Linked DNA regions of Homo sapiens: all the other regions are linked to region 3. The links are chromatin loops, found by intact Hi-C in ENCODE. Cell type or tissue: endothelial cell of umbilical vein. All regions are shown on one strand.

Region 1 (8,000 bases), 160 kb before region 3:
TTTTCTATGTTGTCTCGATATAGATCTCTTTTGCTTAGTATCTTTATATGCTAAGTTTCAATATGAACCTTATGCTGGAAACTGCAAGAGAAAAAGTCTATGAAAATCCATGACTCCTATCATTTTCCAGGAGTAAGCGTGACCCATGCCTAGTACTCACAGTTAAAGGACCATCTTTAAATTCTTACCTTTAGGACATGCTTTACTGTTGTTGAGTCATTTGATTTCAAAAGACCAGTCACATTTTTAGCCAGTTCCTCATGTACAGTCCTCTCCTTGCATGCCCTGGTCTTGAACACGAACTGAAGAAAATCCAAAAAGTGAATAAAGTTAAATACTTTGAAAAATGAAGCTTCAAAAACTATGTCATGTGAATAACTTATGTCTCTAAATTATCTGCTCATGCCAGATTTTGCCATGAGATAAATGCAGGCCCAATGATAAGAGCAGTACACACCTGTTCCTATTTAGGGCTTTGCAGAAGTAGGGCCTTGCTCACCTAAGCTCTCCTTGAAACTCTTTGTAGAAATCAAGAGAAAGAGCCAGAGAGCCATTTAGCACGTTCAAGGAAACATGGAGGGCTTTGACCCACCTACTTAGGACACATTCCCCTTCTCCTTCCTCCACTGGTAACAGGTGGCATGGTAGCAATTCTTCATCCTGAAAGGGTAGAGCACCCACTCAAATAGCCAAGTGGGGAAGCCAGTGCCTTCCAGATGCCAGTACGTGAGCTCCCCACAAGCCCAGGGTCTATGATCCCATGCTTAGACACACTATCAAGGCGTTCATGAACATTGGCCATCAGTAAGATAACAAATGCTGCATACTTATTTTTTTTCCTCAAAAAATTGGTTTTGGCATGCACCACTGAGGGCACATAATGGCTAGTTTTCAGTATTTCTTCATCTCTTAAGAATATCAGTATCAATTTATGCACATACATAAAGTTCAAATATAAAATGCTTATTACTGAATTATAATATTTCACTTATGAATTGGGTTTGCCTCGTGGAAGGACATTTCTTCATAATTTTCACAATTCGGATTTCACCGTAATTGAGAGTGAAGGCAGGAAAGAGAAGGAATGGCTTAATGTAGAGGCACATTAGCTTTTGGATCTGTAACTGTTTCTTTAAACTTTGTAGCACATTGGCACCTAACTTGTCATGGTGGGATTTGACTTCTCCAAGCTCATCTCAAAGGAGAAAGATGAAGTTAATGGATGCATGAAACTAGATAAAATCAAGAGTAATACAATTTTTCCCTCTCATGGGTTATACCTCAGATGTGAGTAACGTCATCATCAATGAGCTCATGCCATGCACAGTTATTTAGCCTGAAGGGCATTTAAACTGGCACTGAAATATTCTTATTTTAAAATTTTGACTGTAACCCATCAGTGCTACAAATCACTGTTAACCATGGCATTTAATTAGACTGGCTTTAGACACGCATCTTTGAAAAAGACACGGTGTATGTGTGCATTTTGCATATTGTAGACGAAGTGAGTTAGCAGCATTTAGCACCACTGAACTTGAAATGGTGTTTAGATAACTTCTAAATAAATACAAATTGTATTGAATATCACATCTTTGGAGGACATTCAAGCACGCACTGTAACAAGAGTCCAATCACAGGATGATAGAACTGAATGTTCCTTTGGTCATTTCATCTCATGTCACAGGAGAAAACTGAGGTTCAGAGAGGCTGACTGCTTAAGTCTAGAATTGACTAGAATCTAGTCTCTTACTTGCCAGCTTAGTGTTCTTTCCCGAGTAAAATGCGAGTTGATTACATTTATTAGGAGGTATTTGTTTTAGATATGTTAAAATTTATTATAAAATTGTTATCAGCCTAAAATTCCACATAGGTGTATTTTTGGATTTGAATCACTTAAAGCAAGCTAAGTAGATAATCTCCTGTATTATAAAGTGAGATGGTCTTGTTGGGTATTTCAGATACCCTGGTTAAAAATAAAGGTCACGCCAGGATGCATTTCTAATGCATCTCTCCAGGAGCGTCACCGGTAGAAAGTCTGAGATTTGAGGTATTCACAAAGAGCTAGCCTTGGTAATCACAAAAATAGTCACAACACCGGAGGGTTCTTAATGTAATTTTCAATGATCCCACTGACATGAGGAAAATAATATGTGTTGAAATGGAGATGCCTGTGTGTAAGATGGATCAGTAACTTTTTTTCTCTTTCTCAGTCCCTTTAAGGATTGAAATGAAACATTCGGGTAATGAAGCATTGAGAGGGTGAAAGTTCTCCAGGTGATTCTGTTGAATGGTAAATTCATCGATACTCTATAAAACTAAGCTATGACCCTATCTTAGGGAGCAAACTAAAAAGGCTTGTGTAGGTGGAACTGGCTTTTTGCAGTTGAGATGTGGATCTTATTGGGTAAAATTATACAATAGAGAAATTATTGTGAAATAACTATTTTTGGCATATAGCCTATGTTTAAAAAGGGCACATACTCATGCTTTGGCATTTGGGAAGACAACTAACATTTCTGGCAGATAGAAAACATATGGATATAAAAACTGTAATGAAAAAAATTTCCTTACAGATGGTATCTCAGAGGGGTTCACTCCAGAATGCAATTTCTGGTTACTTCCTTTTATGGGAGTGTGGAATTTTTTTTTTTTTTTTGAGATGGAGTCTTGCTCTGTTGCCCAGGCTGGAGTGCAGTGGCACAATCTTGGCTCACTGCAAGCTCTGCCTCCCGGGTTCACGCCATTCTGCAGCCTCAGCCTCCCAAGTAGCTGGGACTACAGGCGCCCACCACCACGCCTGGCTAATTTTTTGTATTTTTAGTAGAGACAGGGTTTCACTGTGTTAGCCAGGATGGTCTCAATCTCCTGACCTCGTGATCCGCCCGCCTCGGCCTCCCAAAGTGCTTGGATTACAGGCGTGAGCCACCACGCTTGGCCGATTTTTTTTTTAACAAGTTTCTAGACATCTTGAATATATGAGTATCTGTCTGTGCATACATATTAAGAGAATACAGTTTTTTGATGAAAAAGCTATGTCTCAAAAAGATTTAATCTATGCATAGGAAAAAAAATAAGAGATTTAGGTCCTCTATGTATTATAAAGTAATTTAAGATACTCTTCTGTATTTCTGGATGGGTTCTTTCTTTTCATTCAAGAGGATGACATTTAGGTGGGAACTATGAAAGTGCAAACATCATCACAAGTTCACTGGCATTAATCCACAGGCCAACTGGAAATGAGAATAGAAGCGTCTCTGAGTGAACACTTGACGTAGGACACTGGAAGAAGCAGTGCACACTGATGGAATGGGCAAGTGGTTCATGCCAGAAGATAAAGGACTTAACATACCAGAAGCAGGTACAAATATACAGTAACTGGGAAAATGAAATAATGCCTGAGGAAACAATAGAAAGAGCTAAGAAAGCATTACAGAGGAAACACAGAGCATTCAACAAACCAACAGGAAAGTCTTCCTTAAATTAACACAGGAATCTCATGTACTTGTAATGTTGACTTCAAAAGGACAGCACTTTAGTTTTCTCCTCTATCTTTTTCTTTCCTCTCTCTCCCCATTTAATTATTTATGTGCACAGGTACACATTATTTATACATTTAAAAATTCACCTAGCCCATTAATGCAAAGAGATGGAATTCTAAGTAGCTAAGGCAAATTCCTGATATTACTGTGGTGGGCGCCACTCAGTTAAAGGGAGAAAACTTCCCACTTACTGCAGACAGGAAATGAGACAAGTCACACAGCACAAGGGGATATGAGCAATTTCCAAGAGGCATTTCATACCTTAATATATGACTGGACAGAATGATCCAGCTGCTCCTCATGGCACTTGGCCACAATGTCGGTCAGAACCCTGCAAAAGCAAAGCTGTTCAGTGGCCTTTCTGGAGAGGGCAGAAAAACCCCGCTTTAGTTTGTCATTACAGTGCTTTGTAAATTGGGTATTTAATAATTACTGGGTGAATGAATGAACCAATCTCTGACTCCTTCCTTGCCCTCCTCAGCCCCATATCCAATACTGGGCATTTAATATCTATAGCATCAATGAGCCATTTCCATCGATTAGCCATTTCCAACTTTGAAACTTTGAAACACAAAGATGTAAGTAGTGTTGTAATATCACAATGGAGACTTTTTGTCCAAGTTGAATGTGCTAATTATGGTCTGTGCGTTTTTGACATTATCTTTTTGCAAAAGGGATTATTTTTAGTGCCTAATTAAAATTTTAGACTTTTAATTTCAAATTAATAATCATATTTCATTTGAAGAGGGCTTGCCTTCCAACCTATAGGCACTATATATGCTTTTGGAAAAAGTAATTAGGTTAAGATGCAGTTGTTTTGTTTTGCTTTGTTTTTCCCTTAGCTGGGTTGGGGTTTCTAGCAGCAATGATGTACAGGTGGATCTTTTTTCACATTAACACTACCAGCTGCTCCATGGCTATAGTGCTTAGGAATATCTCAGAATTTCAACAGATCTATCAGCTGCAATATCTAGGAGTCTTGCCAACACAGAGACACATTCACATGCTGAAAAGAGCATGAGTTGAAGGCACAGCTGGGGACTTTTGATGCAGGTCCAGAACTGGATGGTTGTGAAGCCATTAGAGATATTTAAATTGTCCAGAATTTCAGGCTCTGCTTTAAAAACTAGGCTACAAACCCTCATTCAGAAAGAGGTCAGTAATATGCCTGTGAGTTAGAAAGATACTGGAAACATTTCAATGCCAAAAGTAACATTTTTTTCCAGAATGCTATGACTAAATTTTTTAAAAAAATGAACAGCACAAATATATAATTTAATAATTAATTCAAAGCACTATCTCTATAAAGAAGAAATTGTGATTTGTGAAGGCATTGGCCAGATTAGAGATGTTGGAAGAATTCAGTATAGCCAAATTTAAAGTGAGAACAGTTAAAGCATTTAATACTTAAAAAAAAGGTTCTTGTGGGAATGCAAAATTATACAGCCACTCTGGAGAATAGGCACTTTCTTAAATATCAAACATGCAACCACCCTGCCCCCCAGCAATTACACTTTGGGCATTTACTTAAGAGAAACGAAGACTTATGTTTACACAAAACCTCTACATGAATGTTCATAGCACTTCTTTTTTTTTGAGACGGAGTCTTGCTCTTTCACCCAGGCTGGAGTGCAGTGGTGCAATCTCAGCTCACTGCAAGCTCCGCCTCCTGGGTTCATGCCATTCTCCTGCCTCAGCCTCCCGAGTAGCTGGGACTACAGGCACCCACCACCACGCCCGGCTAATTTTTTGTAATTTTTTTTTTTTTTTTTTTAGTAGAGTTGGGGTTTCACCAACTCTACTGTTACATGTTAGGCAGGATGGTCTCGATCTCCTGTCCTTGTGATCCACCGGCCTCGGCCTCCCAAAGTGCTGGGATGACAGGCGTGAGCCACCGGGCCCAGCCGTTCATAGCACTTTTATTCATAACAGCCCTAAACTAGAGACACTCCAAATGTCCTTCAACAGGTGAATAATTAAACATATGTGGTGCATCCACATCGTGGAATACTACTCTGCAATGAAAAGGAGTGAACTACTGATAGATGCAATGATCTGGATGAATCTCCAGAGAATTATGTTACATGAAAAAGCCAATTACAAACATTTACCTACTGTATGATTCTACACCTGTATGGAAGATGTTGCCAGTGGGGAAAACCAGGTAAAGGGCACATGGGAAACTCTGAATTATGTTTTACAATTGCACATGAATCTACCGTGATCTCAAAAGAAAAAGTTTAATTTAAAAATCAAAGAAAAAGAGGTCTAACACTTTACTACTAATAATAAGAGATTAGAAGGTAAGGAGTCAAGAGTGGAAAATGCTTAAATTTGAGATGTGTTCAAATGAAATGTAAACACACAACAGTAGATGACTGTTTAGTTATAATTAAGAGTTTATGTAACTACACATTATAAAGTCTCTCCTCTTAAGGTTGTGTTATGGATACCTGGTGACAGTTGTAGTTATTTCATCTTCCTCATTCTGTACCAGAACTTTGAAGAGCTGATTCAAAATTATAGGCAGAAAACTCATGATTGCATGAATCTTTTCCACATTCAATAAGTTCTGTAGTAAATTGGCAGAAAAAAAGGATACCAATTAAATTTGAAGCATGTCCTACATTCAAGACCTGAAACTATAAATCTATGAGAAGAAAACATAAGGAGAAAAACTTCGTGACATTAGACTGGGCAATGATTTTTTGGATATGACCCTCAAAGCTCAGGCAGCAAAGTGAAAACAGACAAATGGCATATCAAACTAAAAGGTTTCAGCACAGCCAAGGAAACACTCAATGGAGTAAAGAGACAACTTTACTCCATTGAATGGAGGAAAATATTTGCAAACCATACATCTTAGAAAGGGTTAATATCCAAAATATATAAGGAACTCAAACAACTCAATAGTAAGAAAACAAATAACCCAATGAAAAAATGGGCAAGGGACCCAAATAGACATTTCTCAAAAGAGGGTGTACAAATGGCCAACAGATATATAAAAAATGTTCAACGTCATTAATCATTGGAGAAATGCAAATTAAAACCACAGTGGGACATCACCTCATATCTGTTAAAATGGCTGTTGTCAAAAAAGGTGAAAGATAATAATTATTGGAGAGGGTGTGGAGGAGAAGGAACACTTGCACATTGCTGGTAAGAATGTAAATCAGAAGAGCCACTATGGAAAACAATATGAAGGTTCCTCAAAAAATTAAAAATAGCACTACCATATAATCTAGCAATCCCACTACTGGATGTATATCCAAAGGAAATGAGATCAGTATGCTGAAGATGTCTATTCCCATCTTTACTGCAGCACTATTCACTGCAGCCAAGATACAGAATCAATCCAAGTGTCCATCAACCGATGAAATGGGTAAAGAAAATGTGGTACATAAACATAATGGAATACTATACAGCCTTAAAAAGGAAGGAAATTAGGTCATTTGCAACAACATGGAGGAACCCGGAGTATATTATGCTAAGTGAAATGAGCCAGGCACAGAAAGACAAATACCGCATGATCTCATTTATATGTGGGATCTAAAAAAGTTGAATTCATAGAAGTAGAGAGTGGAATGGTGGTTACCAGGGGCTAGGGAGGGGAGTGCTGGGAGATGTTGATCAAAGGATACAAAATTTCAGCTAGATAGATAGGAGGAATATTGCACAACATGGTCACTATAGTTAATAAAAATGTGTTATATTCTTAAAAATCTCTAAGAGAGTGGATATTAAGTGTTATAACCTTAAAAATTATAAGTATGTGATATAATAAATACAGTAATTAACTCAATGAAGCTGTTACATAATGTATACATATTTCCAAACATCATACTGTATACAATAAAGGTATATAATTTTTCTTTGTTAATTAAAAAATGAATACGTTAGAAAAAAATAAAGTATATTCTGCTGGTATTTTTTTCAGAACTTGAGTATGAACACTGTAGCCCACCTTTATCTGGCTTTATTCTTTATTGCAATTAGTATGGAATATAGGCATGATGGTAATGTTGCAAGGACTCGTGATTTAATAATTAATTTAGAATAAATTGATTCTGATTTTCAATTATTTTTATTTTGGAAAAAACTGATTTTTGCTTGTCTTTTAAGTCAAGAAACAGAAACTATTCAGAAATTATGAAATAAAATCATTTACTCTCTGAATTGATAAGGTATTAAAAAATCTTGAGTAATAATCATCTCCCAGTTTGCCCATCGGTGGAAAATGTAAAAGTCTCTTTTGCACATTTTTACCCTGGAGATCACTGAAACTGCTTGCATGTCATGTTACCTTACAAGAGCGGATGAAATTTGAGGTAGGTGACTGAGACATATCTTTCTCTCTTTTTTGGCACTCTTGGAAAAATGCATTCACATGTGGATCCTACAACAGCAAAAAAAAAGTATTTATTTCTGATGACACGTAAACCGTGTTACAAACACAAACCA
Region 2 (8,000 bases), 250 kb before region 3:
TGACCTGAGCTAATGAGATTAAACAATTTTGGTGGAATTTCACCTGCATCAATCAGCTGTTGCCTCACATAAGCTGTGTGAGAAACCGTTCCAAATCTCAGTTGAAAACTATTTATTTATTTTTTACACATGGTAAGATGGGCTGGGCTTGGCTCCAATTTTGCTCCATGTGTCCTTCATCCTCCCTGGGCCAGTAGCTACTCAACTCAAAGCATAGTCCTCTAACGATGAAAGCAAAGTGTAAAAGACCGTGTCCCACTGTGCAAGCCTATTTCAGCCAAACTCATGTCACATCGACTAATATTCCGTTGGCCAAAGCAAATCGTGTGACCAATATTGACATCAAAGGCTCTCATGAAAGTTGAGGGGGAGATAATGAATACTTGCTGAATGATAATCTAGTATATTACATCTGGGAAAAAGTGCCTTCTTTCCACTGTTTATTTTTTTTTTCTTTTGAGACAAAGTCTCACTCTTGTCCCCCAGGCTGGAATGCAGTGGTGTGATCTTGGCCCACTGCAACCTCTGCCTCATGGGTTCAAGGAATTCTCTTGCCTTAGCCTCCTGAGTAGCTGGGATTACAGGCATTTGCCACCATGCCCGGCTAATTTTTGTATTTTTAGTAGAGACGGGGTTTCACCATGTTGGCCAGGCTGGTCTCAAACTCTTGACCTCAGGTGATCCGCCTGCCTCAGCCTCCAAAAGTGCTGGGATTACAGGCGTGAGCCACCACACCTGGCCTTTCCACTGTTTTTTTAAGCTGGTAAACTATAGTCTTGGACCAGTTAGTGGTTGACTTTGCAGCCATATAGAAAGAGCCTGCCTCAGAATAAAACCAATAAAAAGAAAATCACAGCTGAGAGCTGAAGAGAGACAGATTCCTGAAGATCCAGCCATGTTGGAAAGTGGGTCTATTATTGCACTTTTTTGTTAGGTAAACCAATACTTTGTTTTTCCTAAGCTAGTTCTTGCAACCCAAGGTCCATAGCCATGACCCAGTATTTAATATTTTTCAGTATATAGATCATCATCAGCCCTTGAGACAATGAATATTTTAAAAAATATGGTGTTTAAGTTGCTGTATTGAAATTTTATTTGCCAGTTTTTGTAGTACTGTGGTATTATAGAAGTTTGATTCAAAGTTAAATTTACTGTCATAGGATTTGTCTTTAATCAGACTTTTAATACCTTAGAACATTTCACCTGGTCATATCTCGAAGTATTAGATGAAAATTAAGTATCTTTCGTCTATCTGTAGTTTCCAGAAAGGAACTCCATATCCTCAGGGGAGTCCAGGAAGATTGCATTTATTAACAATTGTGTAAAGATACTAGTAACAACATTAGAAGCAACACAGGCTTAAACGAGATGAGTTCTTAAGTTTCCTTTTTTTCTCTCCAGAAATAGGCAGTGTAAGACTGGCATAGCACTCCACTGTTATCTTGGACCTGGTATCCTGTCTGTTCTGCCACTTGTAATGTGTGACTGACAATCTTTCCTCTGGTCCAAGATGGCTAGCAGGGCTCAGGCTCACGCGCCTGGCAGGAGGAATGAAGTGAGGAAGAACAAAAAGGGCCTGGGCCAGCTGTCTGGCGCTCTGTCAAGGAGCATTTCTAGAAGTGTCACCTGACATTTCCACTTATATGTCATTGATCAGACTTTAATCACATAGACACAGCAAGGTTGGATGAGAAATACAGTCTTTTGTCTCAGCAGTTTCATCCCTTGAATAAAATCATGGTTGCGTTACTGGAAAAGAAGAGCAAAACAGATATTGGGAAGGCAGCTAGCCATCTCTGGCATAAATGCCAATTTCAGAAGTAAGTAAGAATGAAGTATGTCTGATGGAAATAAACATAAAATCAAAGATCAACAGGAGACAAACTAAAATGGCTACCAAAATGAATGTGAACACATCCCAGAAGAGAATTGGAAAACAAAATGTAAGTAGCTATGCACTGAGAATGAAAATCAAAATGGACAATAGATTTCTAAGAAAAAGGAAGTCGGAGAAAAATATTTTTTCTCAAGGTTTACTGTATGCGGTTCTTGGAATAGAGGAAAATGTGAGCAATTCCGTTTATAGAAAGGCATACCATTGAAAGGGAACACAAATTTTCTTTTCAAATAAAATAAGTCAAAATGTTTTTCGATAGGCTTTAGCAGACTTGGCTTGAATGAAGTATCTTTTAAAACATCTATGTCCAGTATAGTAACTTTAAGTTCATTATCAGCCCTCCAGTGACAAATTTACCTTCCAGAGTAGACTTCAAGTTTACTCAGAAGAGATTTTTCATTGTAAAAAACTCTGGGTTTTGGCATTTAGGGTGAAAAACATCATTATGTGAATTTGCTTAGAGTGAAACGGGTAGGCAGCAGCGTCTCCTTAACCTCATGTGGAATCAGGGATGTCCTTTGCAGGATGGGGAATGCCCTCAGGAAGGGTACCTGATGACATAGTGGGTGATGGTGAAATGGTCACTGCAGGTGGGTTGCTGTTGACCTGTTGAGGAATCTGGTTTAGGGTCAACCAAGTGCAGGCATCTGGTAAGTTGCAGAACAGCAGTGGGCAGGCAGAGAGAACTGAGAATAACCTTGTTCTGTCACTTATTATACTGTGATATTGAACCAATTTCTTCACTTCCCTGGACCTCCATTTCCTGAGCCATGAAATGAGGCTAAGGATACCTATTCACAGTGGAGTTGAGAGGATTAATGAGACCATTTAGGTAAAATTGCTTGGCATGGTGTAAATGGTGGGCACTCAAGGAATCCATCCCCTACTTCTACCCTATACTCTGCCCTTCTCTTTTTTACCTTTCCTCTCTCTCTCCATTCTTCTTTCCCCCAATCCCTCAAAATTTCCTAAAGTACCACCAGAGGGCACAACCTAGACCAACCTTCTGTCAAAGTGTAATAGATTCCATGCAGCTTATGGAGTCCTCAGAGATGATTCCCAAGTTATCCTGGAGTGTCTGGAGTGTGGTAAAAAGCCTTTTGGCTGGAAGTTCTGCCATTCTTCTGCAAGTACGTGCAACACTATATGGCATCAAGTTATTTACTCCAATTTGTTTAATCTAAAATCCAACAAGTACAATGTAACTAGGTTGGAGCAGTCTGTCATTTTTGTATTCATTTCTTCTATTTTACACTCATTGTGATGGCATAAAGTCTTGCTCTCTAGTCAAAATTGTCATACTATCCCTGCATGTGGATGTGCATGGGTTGGTCTTTGGAATAAACTAGTAAATGAATAGTTTTTTTGTTTGTTTGTTTTTGTTTTTGTTTTTTTTGAGACAGAGTCTCACTCTGTTGCCCAGGCTGGAGTGCAATGCAATGGCGTGATCTGGGCTCACTGCAACCTCCGCCTTCCGGGTCAAGCCATTCTCCTGCCTCAGCCTCCCAAGTAACTGGGACTACAGGCATGAGCCACCATGCCTGGCTAATTTTTGTATTTTTAGTAGAGACAGGGTTTCATCATATTGGCCAGGCTGGTCTCAAACTCCTGACTTCAAGTGATCTGCCCACCTTGGCCTCCCAAACTGCTGGGATTACAGGCATGAGCCACCGCGCCTGGACTAAATGAATAGTTTACTTTAGGTTTCCTTTCTGCTTGCTCCCCCATGTCCTAATCGTCTCCATTTGAATTTTGTCTTATATTTCTTTCAGAGTAATACATGTATACATATATGTATTTCTACTTAGTTATTTCACAGCATTGCTCTGAAAAGCTATAAATTCCATCTTTGAGCTGTTTTGGGGGTGTTAATTACAGCATATGATTGCTGAGAACATTAATCCATTCAATCAGTCTCCAATATCAACATTATTTCATTTATTTATTTTTAAATTTACTCTCCAGCTCAAAGGATTCAATCTCAGCTTTTAATGCAAGTGGCAGGTCAGGATTATACATTTTCTTGTTTTTACATATCTTCTAGGAATTTTAAAATACCACAAAACCTTACATCTTCCCAATTTTTTTGTCACTAAGAAAGATCAAGTTGACCTTCTAGCAGAGAAGTCAAATCTTAAATTATTTTTGACGTCATGGACTAAAAAAAGGAAACATCTTTACACAAATGACTGTCTTATCCAGCTGGACCTGAGAAAGCATGCCTGTGGAGACTAAAGCAACTCCATCTTGGATGCTAGTCACCATGTTGACTTCTGATTAACCCCAGTTCTGGGAATGCCTCTAAGATTTCTATTTTATCTACTGTTCCTTGTATAAGAGCATATGCTTAGAGTAAATCTGTCCTTAGGTCAAAACAACTTTGACCATAAATACTGCCCTTAGTGAGAGTCACATGACATTCGTGCCTTTCTTTGACTTCAATTGTCCTACACATTCCTACCCTATCATATAGAAGCCCTGGGTCTGGGGGATAATGGTGCCAGGATCCACCATCTTGCCTCATCACCACCGGAAACTATGGCTTTTATTTGTAAGTCACTATTAAATGTTTCTTTCTGAGAAACTGGATTTGTCAGCCTCTTTCTTTGGCCTCTTAACTTCCTTGGCCTTTGTGGCTGGGTTTACATAGGTCTGCCTACCACAGAGCAATGTCTTTTTTGTGTTCATTTTCTTTGTCAGAAATTCTACTTTAATCTTTTATGGACAATCTCAGAGGGCTTATCCAAGGCAAAAAATAGTAGCTAGCATCTTTCCTTAGGGACGTTTACAGATAATGAGTAATGTTTCTGTGCTTTGAACACTTCCCAAGTGCCCACAATGCAGTGTGCACTCTGCTAGTCTCTTAGTAGATGTGTTTCCGCCCTGAGAAATCTGGCAGATAAGAAAACGACCCCAGGTTTACCAGCTGGCACTAGGTTGTTCATTGGAGGCCACGTAAGGAGACAACATGAGTTACCCATTTCCTAGTTTATGCATTCATTATTATTCATTTATTTGTATCATTATTATTATTATTATTATTATTATTATTGTTTTTGAGACAGAGTCTTGCTCTGTTGCCCAGGCTGCAGTGCAGTGGCATGATCTTGGCTCACTGCAACCTCCGCCTCCCAGGTTCAAGCAATTATCCTGCCTCAGCCTCCCAAGTAGCTGGGACTACAGGTGCGTGCCACAATGCCCGGGTAATTTTTTGTATTTTTAGTAGAGATGGGGTTTCACCATGTTAGCCAGGATGGTCTTGATCTGACCTCGTGATCTGCCCATTTCGGCCTCCCAAAGTGCTGGGATTACAGGCGTGAGCCACCGCGCCCGGCCCGTATAGTTCTTTTAATAAACATAATTAGAAAAACAATTTAAAGTCATAACCCTGAGCTTCTCACCTGGGCTCTGTTTGGTACCATCTTCATAATTATATCTCAATTATGAGTGATCTCACAAATATTGAATGCTTACTGTTGTATGGCTTTATGCTAAGGACTTTGTGTTTTTTATTTCATTTAATCCTCTTAATAACCTGGTGAAACTGTTGCCAAATACCAGGGGTTCAACCAAGGTCCTGTTGCTCACTATACAGAAAGCCAGTCCTTGAGACAATGAGTATTGCCAGGGAAGAAAGGCTTTTTAATGCAGTTGACATCAGCTGGGAGATGGTGGGTAGGTTTCAAATTGGGCTCCCCAACCGACTTAAATTAGGTGTTTATATAGTGAGGGAAGGAATGTAACTATGTGTGGGAAAACAGGAATTAGGGAGGGGTAAGGAAGAGGATTGGTCAGTAGGAAGCAGGTGGTCAGTTAGGGAATTATGACGGATGAGGGGTCTCATTGTCTGCATGTTTCAGTTCTGGTAAGTTTCAGTTCCTTGATACTATCTGGGAGGCCTGTGAATCTGTTTTCTGAGAAGGGAACTCAGAGAAGACAGATGTAACTTTCAGCTTTAAGACCAAGAGGGTCAATTTTTATATTTACTGAAAAAACCATTAGTTCTATGGAAAAATTGGGGCAATTTCAAAATTTGTGTATTTATTATTACCATTTTACAGATAATGAAACTGAAGCTCGCTGAGGAGACTCACTTAGGGCCACACAGGCAATTAGCAACGGAGCTGGAGTCCTCCATCTGTGCAACCCTGCTCCACAGCCAGAGTGGTGCTCCACACTGCTATGTCATTCTAATTTAGAACGTTCCACCTTCAACAGTATGAGTAGGGAAACCAAAAAGAGTCACTAGTCAGTATGAAATTGCTCAAGGAACTCTAACCTTGATGATTTCTTTTTGATTCATTTATTCATTCATTCACCTATGTGTTTGGAAAGTGTTAATTGAAATCTTCTCTGTGCTAGGCACTTTGCTAGGCCTCTGACAGACACAAACAAGACACAATCTTTGCCTCTCATGAGTTACTTGCTTGGATTCAATTATTTCTTTTCTGTCTCCTTCATAGATTACTCTTTTCATTACCCTTGTGCCATATAACATCTTAGCTGTGTGAGACCAGGAGAAGGTGTTGGTCACCTACCCTTGGCAGTAGGAAGTCTTTCAGATCTGATATTAATTGTGTATTCAAATGTCAAGGTATCCTAGTACAGAAAATATCAGTGGGTTATTCTGATAAGGAAAATACTATTTGCTAATTTTAGAAAAGAGAATATGCTAAAAGTTACACCTCAGAGGGAATATCATTTGATATGGTGAACAGGAAACCCAAGAAGTTGTGAATTCCATTCAAAAGATGAAACTGCTTAGAAGATAATGTAAGGTTCTCACCCAACATGAGCACTGCACTCAAGGCCATTTCTAGGATGAAAGGGTGGGATGATTATCTATTATTCCAGCCATGAATTATTTCTGTGGCCTCCAGAAGATGCAACTGAATTGTAGCTATGTGTCCAGAATCGGTTCCTTCTGGTGGGTTCTTGGTCTCGCTGACTTCAAGAATGAAGCCGTGGACCCTCACGGTGAGTGTTGCAGTTCTTAAAGATGGTGTGTCTGGAGTTTGTTCCTTCAGATATTCAGATGTGTCCGGAGTTTCTTTCTTCTGGTGGGTTTGTGGTCTTACTGACTTCAGGAGTGAAGCCGCAGACTTTTGCAGTGAGTGTTATAGCTCTTAAAGATGACGCATCCAGAGTTGTTCGTTCCTCCCGGTGGGTTCGTGGTGTCGCTGACTTCAGGAGTGAAGCTACAGACCATCGTGGTGAATGTTACAGCTCATAAAGGTAGTGTGGACCCAAAGAGTGAGCTGCAGCAAGATTTATTGTGAAGAGTGAAAGAACAAAGCTTCCACAGTGTGGAAGGGAACCCAAGCGGGTTGCTGCTGCTGGCTGGGGTGGCCAGCTTTTATTCCCTTATTTGGCCCTGCCATGTCCTGCTGATTGGTCCATTTTACAGAGTGCTGATTGGTCCATTTTTACAGAGTGCTGACTGGTGCATTTACAAACCTTTAGCTAGACACAGAGCACTGATTGGTGTTTATAATCCTTTGGCTAGACAGAAAAGTTCTCCAAGTCCCCACTCAACCCAGGAAGTCCATCTGGCTTCACCTCTCAGCTACACAGTCCTCCATGGGCCCTGCATTTTTACCAAAGTCATTATCAGTTTATGTTGAATAGAGTAGGAAAGCTGCACTTGAGGAGAGTGGAAAAATCAGTAGTAACTCAAAGCCATGTTGAAAACTATTATTCAAATTTAAGGCATCCTGTTGTTATTTTTTTGACAATTTGATTTGAAAATATAACTTTTAATGCTGTACATATGAATAAGGCCAAATAAGGTATAAAATAATGTTGCCATGTTATCCATCAGAAACAAACAGATGTCTCAACATGTGGGAGCTTCTGTAAATGGGAAACTTCAGATCCTCCAGGGCCAGTGACTTGCCCTGGAGTCAGGGAATTGTTGGCTGACTTTGCTGGGCTAGAATTCATTTGTGTTTCATGCATTTTTTAAGACAACCCTTTCGTTCTTGCCAAATGTATGATGTTAGGAAATCCCCATTACTGGGGTGTGGTACCTACCCATCCCCTCTTGGGATTCTGACTCATTCCAAGCAGGAGCAATAGTGAGATAGGAAAGGAAAATGGGCAA
Region 3 (8,000 bases):
TTTTCTCTTATGAAAGTGTTGCTCTTAAAATTTCATTTATAGCCGGGTGTGGTGGCTCACATCTGTAATCCCAGCACTTTGAGAGGCCCAAGCAGGTGGATCACTTGAGGTCAGGAGTTTGAGACCAGCCTGGCCAATATGGTGAAACCTCGGCTCTACTAAAAATACAAAAGTTAGCTGGGTGTGATGGTATACACCTGTAGTCCCAGCTACTCAGGAGGCTGAGGCAGGAGAATCTCTTGAACCTAGGGGGCAGAGGTTGCAGTGAGCTGAGATGGCACCACTGCACTTCAGCCTGGGTGACAGAGTAAGACTTTGTCTAAAAGATATCATTTATAGTATTGTTTTTCTTTGTCTTTCTCTCTCTCTTTCTCTGTCTCTCTCTCTTTTTTTTTTTCAATAAGGGTCTCGCTATGTTGCCCACGCTGCATTCCTGGCTTTAAAGATCCTCCTGACTTGGCCATCATGCCCTACCTCATTCATAGTTTAAACTTTTTGCAAACATCTTCTTCAGAGTTGCTTCAGCACTGTTATTCCAGCGAGTGAAGCTCAACTTAATAAGATATTAATATGCTAGCTTTCTTCCCTCCCTCCCTTCCTGCCTCCCTCCCTTCCTGCCTCCCTCCCTTCCTGCCTCCCTCCCTCTCTCCCCTCTTTCCTTATTTTCTCTATTTAATGAAAATTTACTGACTGCTAGTCTGTGCTAGACAATATCCCAGGCCCTTGGGATAAAACAGTGAATACAGAGACACAAAGAGTCCTATCCTCTGGGAGCTTATATTTTGGTGCAAATCTCAAAAATAATATGATTCCCTCTTGGGAAAATATCCATAAACACTATAATGGTGTTTTTTTTTTTTTTGGTAGATTCTTTAGTCTAAAATGAGTGTTGTCTGGTTGAATGCCCATAATTGCAGATAAGAAAAATTAAGCCCAAAGAAGCGGCGGTTCCAAGGTCTCCAACCTGAGAGTTGCAGTCTGACAGTATGCAACAGTAAATATGTATTTTATTGCATGCCAAGAGCTTGGAAAAGCTCAGCTATGGATTGAAAGCTTTATTATGTGTGGTGCAACAGGATCTCTCTGATCATTCTTCAGACAGCATCCTGCCTGATGTCACAAGGCACTGAAGCAGGAACTGCTGAATTGGCAAATGACCTTCAGTTTGAAAATTACAGTATATCCAAAGGGAAGAGATGTGAATTTCAATTTCATACACTTTCTATGCAAAAATATAGCTGGCCCAGGGAAGATTCATGATGAGTCTTCCGAAGCCACAAAGGCTATGTTCTATCATTTATAAAGCAGCATTGGGATCACTCAAGTCACACACACACACAGACACACACACACACACACAGACACACACACACACACACATGCAATTACTGGTTTTACACATGATGGAAAACTGACTTCAGTCTTATTGCTGCAGTTTATAATGATCTATGTGGCCAGATTCTAAAACTAGAAGGAAAGAACCGCTGGGGATCTCCTAGTATCTATAAACACATATTCTATTTATTACAGTCATTCGTGGAATTGTGCTTTCCACATGCGGAAGAGTGAAAGTTGAGTTCTCTAGCAAAGGAAGAAACAATTGTATTGTTTTGAGCATTTCCTGTTCGTAATTCATTGAAAGCAATTGGTGCCAATCCTGTGAGAAGGCCTGGAGAATTTCAACACGTTCACAATGTCTCCAAGGTGTCTACGCCAACAGTAGGGCGGGAAAAAGGGATTGACAGTAGTGACTCTACGAGCCAGCCATGCTTCTGTGTCTTTCCCTCAGAGAAAGGTTGCCCGAAACAGGTCATAGGCTACTACTAGAAAGAAAATCAGGCCGGGTGGCTCATGCCTGTAATCCCAGCACTTTGGGAGCCTGAGACAGGAGAATCACTTGGAGTCAGGAGTTCGAGACCAGTCTGGCCTGGTGAAACCTCGTCTGTACTAAAAATACAAAAATTAGCTGAGCATGGTGGCTTACGCCTGTAATCCCAGCTACTCGGGAGGCTGAGGCAGGAGGATCGCTTGAACTGAGGACGCAGAGGTTGCAGTGAGCCGAGATCGTGCCACTGCACTGTAGCCTAGGCAAGAGTGAGACTCCATCTCAAAAAGAAAAAAAATTAATCACTAGAAGCTATTGTGTTAATCTGGCTAATGATGTGTTAATTGGAGTTAAACTATGAAGTGGCTTAGTGCTGTTTTGTGTCAACAGTGGGATGCCAAACATTATTATGGGCAGTGATATTTTATCAGTACTTTAAAGTGACTGGTTAGCTACTAATAGTAGAAATAGTAGCAGTAGTCTGGCCACATTCAGGGTATATGCATTTATCAGTAAGTACATAGATGAACTAGCAGGTAGGTGCTCGGGACTTTGGTAAGTCATGAATGAAAAGAGCTACACAACAATATACAACAGACCTTTTTTTTTTTTTTTTTTGAGACGGAGTCTCGCTCTGCCACCCAGGCTGGAGTGCAGTGGCTTGATCTCAGCTCACTGCAAGCTCCGCCTCCCGGGTTTACGCCATTCTCCTGCCTCAGCCTCCCAAGTAGCTGGGACTACAGGTGCCCGCCACCATGCCTGGCTAATTTTTGTGTATTTAGTAGAGATGGGGTTTTACCATGTTAGCCAGGATGGTCTTGATCTCCTGACCTTGTGATCCACCCGCCTCAGCCTCCCAAAGTGCTGGGATTACAGGTATGAGCCACTGTGCCTGGCCAGTATACAACAGACTTTCTATAATAGAGTTTTATTTGCAATACTGTGGAAGGGCAGTGTCTTAGTCCATGCAGGCTGCTATAATAAATACCATAACCTGGGTGGTTTATAAACAACAAAAATTAATTTCACACAGTTCTGGAGGCAGGAAGTCCATGATCGAGGCGTCGGCAGGTGTGGTGTCTGTGAGGGCCTGCCTCCTGGTTCACAGATGGCATCTCCTTGGTTTGTCCTCACATGGTAGGAGGAGCAAATGAGCTCCCTTGAGCCTGTTTCGTAAGGGCACTAATCCCACTCCTGAGGGCTCTGCCCTCATGACCTAACCATCTTCCATAAGGCCCCACCTCCTAATACCACCGTCTAAGGAGTTAGGATTTCAACATGTGAATCTGGGGGGAGATGGTAAGGCGACACACATAAGCAACCCATAGCCAAGAGAGAGGGAGCGTAATTCAGTCAGGGGGATTCCATATGGCTTCTCAGAGTCTAAGCTATTTGACCTGGGCCGTGAAGGATGAATAAATGACACTTGGGAGGAAAAGTGAGTTAGAGTATTTCAAATGTGAAAGGCTATGTGGCTCACGAAGGCATCTGACTTTTGAAGGCCGATACCACTTGTTTACCTGATGCTAAACTCTCCCTATATTAGCACTGCCCCCTGCTGTCCATTGTGAGAAGAGGTCTGAAAGGACAAATGCATCCTTTTTGCCATTTTGCCCTTTAAAAATGAACAGACTGTCATCCTCAATATCACTTATTTGTAGTATCATTTCTTCAAGTTTCCATTACCAAGTGGCATGCTGAATAAAAGCAGGCACAGACCAAGAACAGCAATGACAACACGGCTTTCTCAGTGAGTTTACATAGATGTAAGCCTGATTCCACCTCTTAGGGTCCTTTATTGATAGATAAGTCATACATTTCTTTGGCCTCAGTAGTTGAGATTTAGTCAGCTCTTCAGCTCTCTTTAACTGTTAACTGATGAGAATATTTGGAGACAGAAAATGTCTCAGTGACTCCTCATCATAGTGAGACAATGGCCACGCCATGCCACGAGGAGCTAGTTGCATGGGCAGGCAGGTGTAAACATCCACATATGCAGAAAGAAAAAAGCCAGCAGCTGGCATCTCGTCACCCACAGCTTCCAGAAACAGTCTGGAATGTTGTTGGATGCTCAACACTGCAGAATTGGTATGAACCACATCAGTGTGGTCTGTCTTGCATGATCGGGCAGGTGTAAACATCCACATATGCAGAAAGAAAAAAGCCAGCAGGTGGCATCTCGTCACCCACAGAATGTTGTTGGTCGCTCAACACTGCAGAACTGGTATGAACCACATCAGTGTGGTCTGTCTTGGGGCAGACAGCAAGAACCGAGAAATGACCAGGGTAAATTCTGAGAGTGACAAATTCCATCTCTATTTGAGAATGGGAAGGAATTTGAAGGTTACATTTTTATTTTTATTTTATTCTATTTTAGAGACAGGGTCTCACTTTATCACCAGGCTGGAGTGCAGTGGCATGATCTCAGCTCACTGCAGCTTCGACTTCCTGAGCTCAAGTGATGCTCCCACCTCAGCCTCCCGAGTAGCTGGGACTATGTGTGTACCACCACACCTGGCTAATGTTTGTATTTTTAGTAGAGGCAGGATTTCACCATGTTGCCCAGGCTGGTCTTGAACTCCTGGACTCAAGTATGCATCTGCCTCGGCTTCTCAAAGTGCTGGGATTACAGGTGTAAGCCACCGTGCCTGGCTGGAAGGTTACATTTTTCAGTTTGAGTTTTGGGTAAACATCCCCATGGAGATCCTAAGTTCACTGATGGTGGTGTGGGACCTTTTATGATTCCACTAGAATGCTGATCTTGGGAGTAGAATTCTCCTTAGAACCGTGGCTGATGCAACTCGAATCAGAAGAAAGACCCACAATCTGGAAATCCTGACACTTTCCTGAGTGTGTTGACTTCATGTTTGACTGAATGAACCTTTTGTTCAAAAAAGGCAAATCTAAAACACAGACATACGCTTCACTTCTTTTAGTTTCAAATTAAAAGTTTTATCTAATAGTAGTATTTGTTCAAAATTTTACAAGGTAACATTGTTGATGTTTCATTAGCATCCCTGATCCCTAATGGCCATCCTATCTCTTAAACCACAAGAAATATTGTCTCTTTAAAGTCCATAATGTGCATTTACACTGATAAAATAAGGCCAGTGACTCCCAAGCTGCTTTGGGGAAAGAGGCCATCTTTTCTCTGTGTGACTTGTTCAGTGGCAATTGGAGTTTTACATCTGCTCTACAGGTCCAATCATAATAGAGCTCACTGTTATGTTAAATGTAGTTAGGTCTATCAAAATGTTAATAAACATGATAATGACAAACTAAGGAGATAGTTATCATAAAATGATGATAACATTTCTTGACTGTGTCGTATGTGCTCAGCATTTTCTCGTTTCGTTTTGTCTGTGATGTAAGTATCATGATCATTCCTTGCAGTGGGTTGCAAAGTGGCTCCCCCAAAGATATGCCCATATCCCAATCACTGGAACTCATGAATGTGACCTTATTTGGAAAAAGGCTCTTTGCAGATGAGTTAAGCCTTTCAAGATGAAATCCTCTTGGATTATTTAAGCTGGCCGTAAATCCAATGAAAAGTGTTCTTATGAGATAGCAGAGGAAAAGACACAGAGAGAAAAGGAAGAAAAGGTGGGAAAGACATATGAAGACGAAGGCAGAGACTGGAGTTGTGTGGCCACAGGCCAAGGCATTCTTGGAGCCACCAGAAACTGGAGGAGGCAAGGCAGGATTTGCCCCTAGAACTTTTAGAGGGAGTGTGGCCCTGCTGACTTGATTTTGGACTTCTGGCCTGTAAGAATAAATATCTATTGTTGTCATAAGCCACTTAAGTTATGCTCATTTGTTATGGTGGCCCTAGGAAACTAGTGCATCCTTATTTTGAAGTTGAGAAACTGGAAGCTCAGAGAGGTTAAATAACTTCCCAGAGCCACAGAGCTAGCCTTAAGAAATGGGGGAGCTGTGTTTGAATTGACATCCTTCTGACTCAAGCACCTGTGCTCTAGGCATGAAGCCACATGTCGGCTTAATAATTCAGAGAGCATTTGTTTTCCTAAGACAGAACCAAGGATGTGAAGAGTGTGCTGATGCAATTTCAGAGCAGGCTCTCCCAGCAGCTTCCTGCTTCCAGAATGCATTTTTTGCATTAAAAAAGCCATTAGAGTTTGTCCATCAGCAATTCAGTCCACGTGTGGCTCAGCCTCCCAGCTCAGGGATAAGGTAGTTCTATACTTGGCCCCCAAAGGCCTTGCTTTATTTCTCTAATCATAAGTATGATTGTCTTGACTCATGCTGGGCAATAATACAATGGAGAATGAACATTAAATTAAATCTATAAAGAGCCTAAAATCAATCAACCCCTTCATGAAACTAATTTTAGAAAAGAGGTCATTAGATATATTAGAGGCAATTTGAAAGTTAACTGAGAAATGAGACCTCATGTTCTCTTTGGAAAAAAACCTTTTTGTCATGAGATAGATAGAATTTGTACTTCCATCAGAGTAGTACAGCTGCCACAAAAACCCTACAAATCTCTAGGAGTCAAAATGGTGATTTTATGCTTCAAGTACAGCAGATTACCACTGTTATCCCATATACATGGATAATGGCAAACAACTTTCTATTCTCCATGGGCCATCAAACCACCTCTCAGCAATGTAAGGACATGATTTCAATCATTGGTGAATTCAGAAGAGGAGAAAAGCCATCTTCAAAATATGTACAGTTTTTGTAATTCTAATTGGATTTTATACTAGAGCAGTGTTAACTGAATGTCAGTTATTCATGTCCCACCATCTTGATTTTTGCCAAATCATAGTATTACCTGTTAGTATATACTTAACAAAATCCTTTTAATCAATGACTACCTTTTTTCCATAAAATTTCATTTTAAACTAAAACTGTATTCTTTGACGTAAACAGGACAACAGTATCACTTGTAAAAAACAGAATAACTGAAAGTAATGGTATAATACAAGGACAAAATTAAATAAATGTTGCCATTCAGTTTTAGTTCAATGTTGTTGTCTACCAAAGTTTCTAAGCCCAAGCCCACTCGGTCTTTGTGTGAAGGGGAAGAATTGCAAATATTAGGCAAGCGTTATGGACAAACTAATGTTAAATTGAGACTTTATCCTCAGTGTAATCTGAAGTTTGAAAGATAACTGAAACAAAATCTTCCACACAATATGATCCAATGTTATTTAAAGCTGTGTATGAAACCACCCAAAATAATTTAGAGATTATCCATGTGTCTAATTTAACAAAGTCAAGAGAGAGCTGATGCTCACTGCCAAAGACCACCCTCTAGGGTGTACAAAAACATCTTGGAGGTTTTTATTAGGTGCCTCATGAAATAGAGTGGAAAGAGTGAAGATGGGTATTAATATTTTTTGGAGGGGTGAGTATGGATAGGTGAGGTAATTTTCTAGGCAGAGCAAACACATTATAAATATATTTTAAATATTTGACCAATACGAAAACCATCTTCATTCTTCTCCCCACCTTTACTTTATGGACTGTTTCCATACCTTCCATTTATGGCCATCTTAGTTTGAGTGGCATGGGTTAGTATAAAATCCCCTAGTGGTTTCCTAACTGCAATTCTTGTCTTTTTTAGATTAAGCTTACACATTTACTTATATCACAGCTTTAGCTGAAAAGCTTCAAAATCTCCCTCAAGTTCATCAAATGATCCAAATGAGGAGGAACGTACAAAGGCCCCTTTTAATCAGGCTCTTATCTGCTAGGTAAACCTAATAAGTTCTGCTCCATTTCTTAAATGTCGACATACCTCCCATTTATGTTTTAGCCCCTGCCACTTTTTGCACTTAGAGTTCCTCTCAATGCTTCCAATCAAAATCCTTCATTTTTCAAAGACCAGTTCAAAGAGCACACTTGCTGAGGTCCTGTGATGAAGGTAATGTCTCTGTCTTCTAAGCCGTTCTAGTCCTCCTACTACACCTATCACACACTGTCTAACATGAGTTATTTGAGTACATCTCTTATTTGTATTGATGGTTTCAATCTATGTTTGGAGAAATAAAAGGAGCAAGGAAGGAATAAACATGCAGATTAGAGTTGAGAAACATTGATGGATATCAGAGTTAATCTCTCATGTTGTTTCTGTCCTCTCAAAGTCAATGACCTGTGCATACAAAGGGTAAAGTGAACCTTGAAAAGGGGGAAATAAAATCCCCAGTTT

The links. Hi-C counts contacts between places; a loop is a spot of excess contacts. Peaks named below come from ENCODE experiments on the same cell type or tissue, not always from the same donor. Only the 100,000 strongest peaks of a DNase experiment are listed, where the experiment ranks them.
Region 1: it touches region 3 in a loop (10-fold over the local background); 7 of 110 quality-filtered maps call a loop at or near these places.
Region 2: a loop joins it to region 3, with 12 times the contacts of the local background. A loop is called at or near these places in 4 of 110 quality-filtered maps.

Annotation. Positions count from the first base shown.
Region 1 is chr2:224,833,962-224,841,961 of GRCh38, forward strand. DOCK10 (dedicator of cytokinesis 10) reads right to left here. Exons shown (of 56, transcript NM_014689.3): 23 at 7,843-7,935; 24 at 5,993-6,111; 25 at 3,801-3,870; 26 at 189-302. Among named protein-coding and RNA genes, the nearest start is that of CCDC195, 120 kb to the left of the region's middle. In endothelial cell of umbilical vein, a CTCF peak has its summit at 3,804; a DNase peak (open chromatin) is centred at 3,800; H3K27ac peaks cover 2,943 bases.
Region 2 is chr2:224,746,460-224,754,459 of GRCh38, forward strand. No RefSeq gene overlaps it. Among named protein-coding and RNA genes, the nearest start is that of CCDC195, 34 kb to the left of the region's middle. In endothelial cell of umbilical vein, no CTCF peak of the experiment used is centred here; no DNase peak of the experiment used is centred here.
Region 3 is chr2:224,998,865-225,006,864 of GRCh38, forward strand. All of the region lies in intron 1 of DOCK10 (dedicator of cytokinesis 10), which reads right to left. Among named protein-coding and RNA genes, the nearest start is that of MIR4439, 7.7 kb to the right of the region's middle. In endothelial cell of umbilical vein, a CTCF peak has its summit at 3,390 (motif pointing left); a DNase peak (open chromatin) is centred at 3,367; H3K27ac peaks cover 272 bases.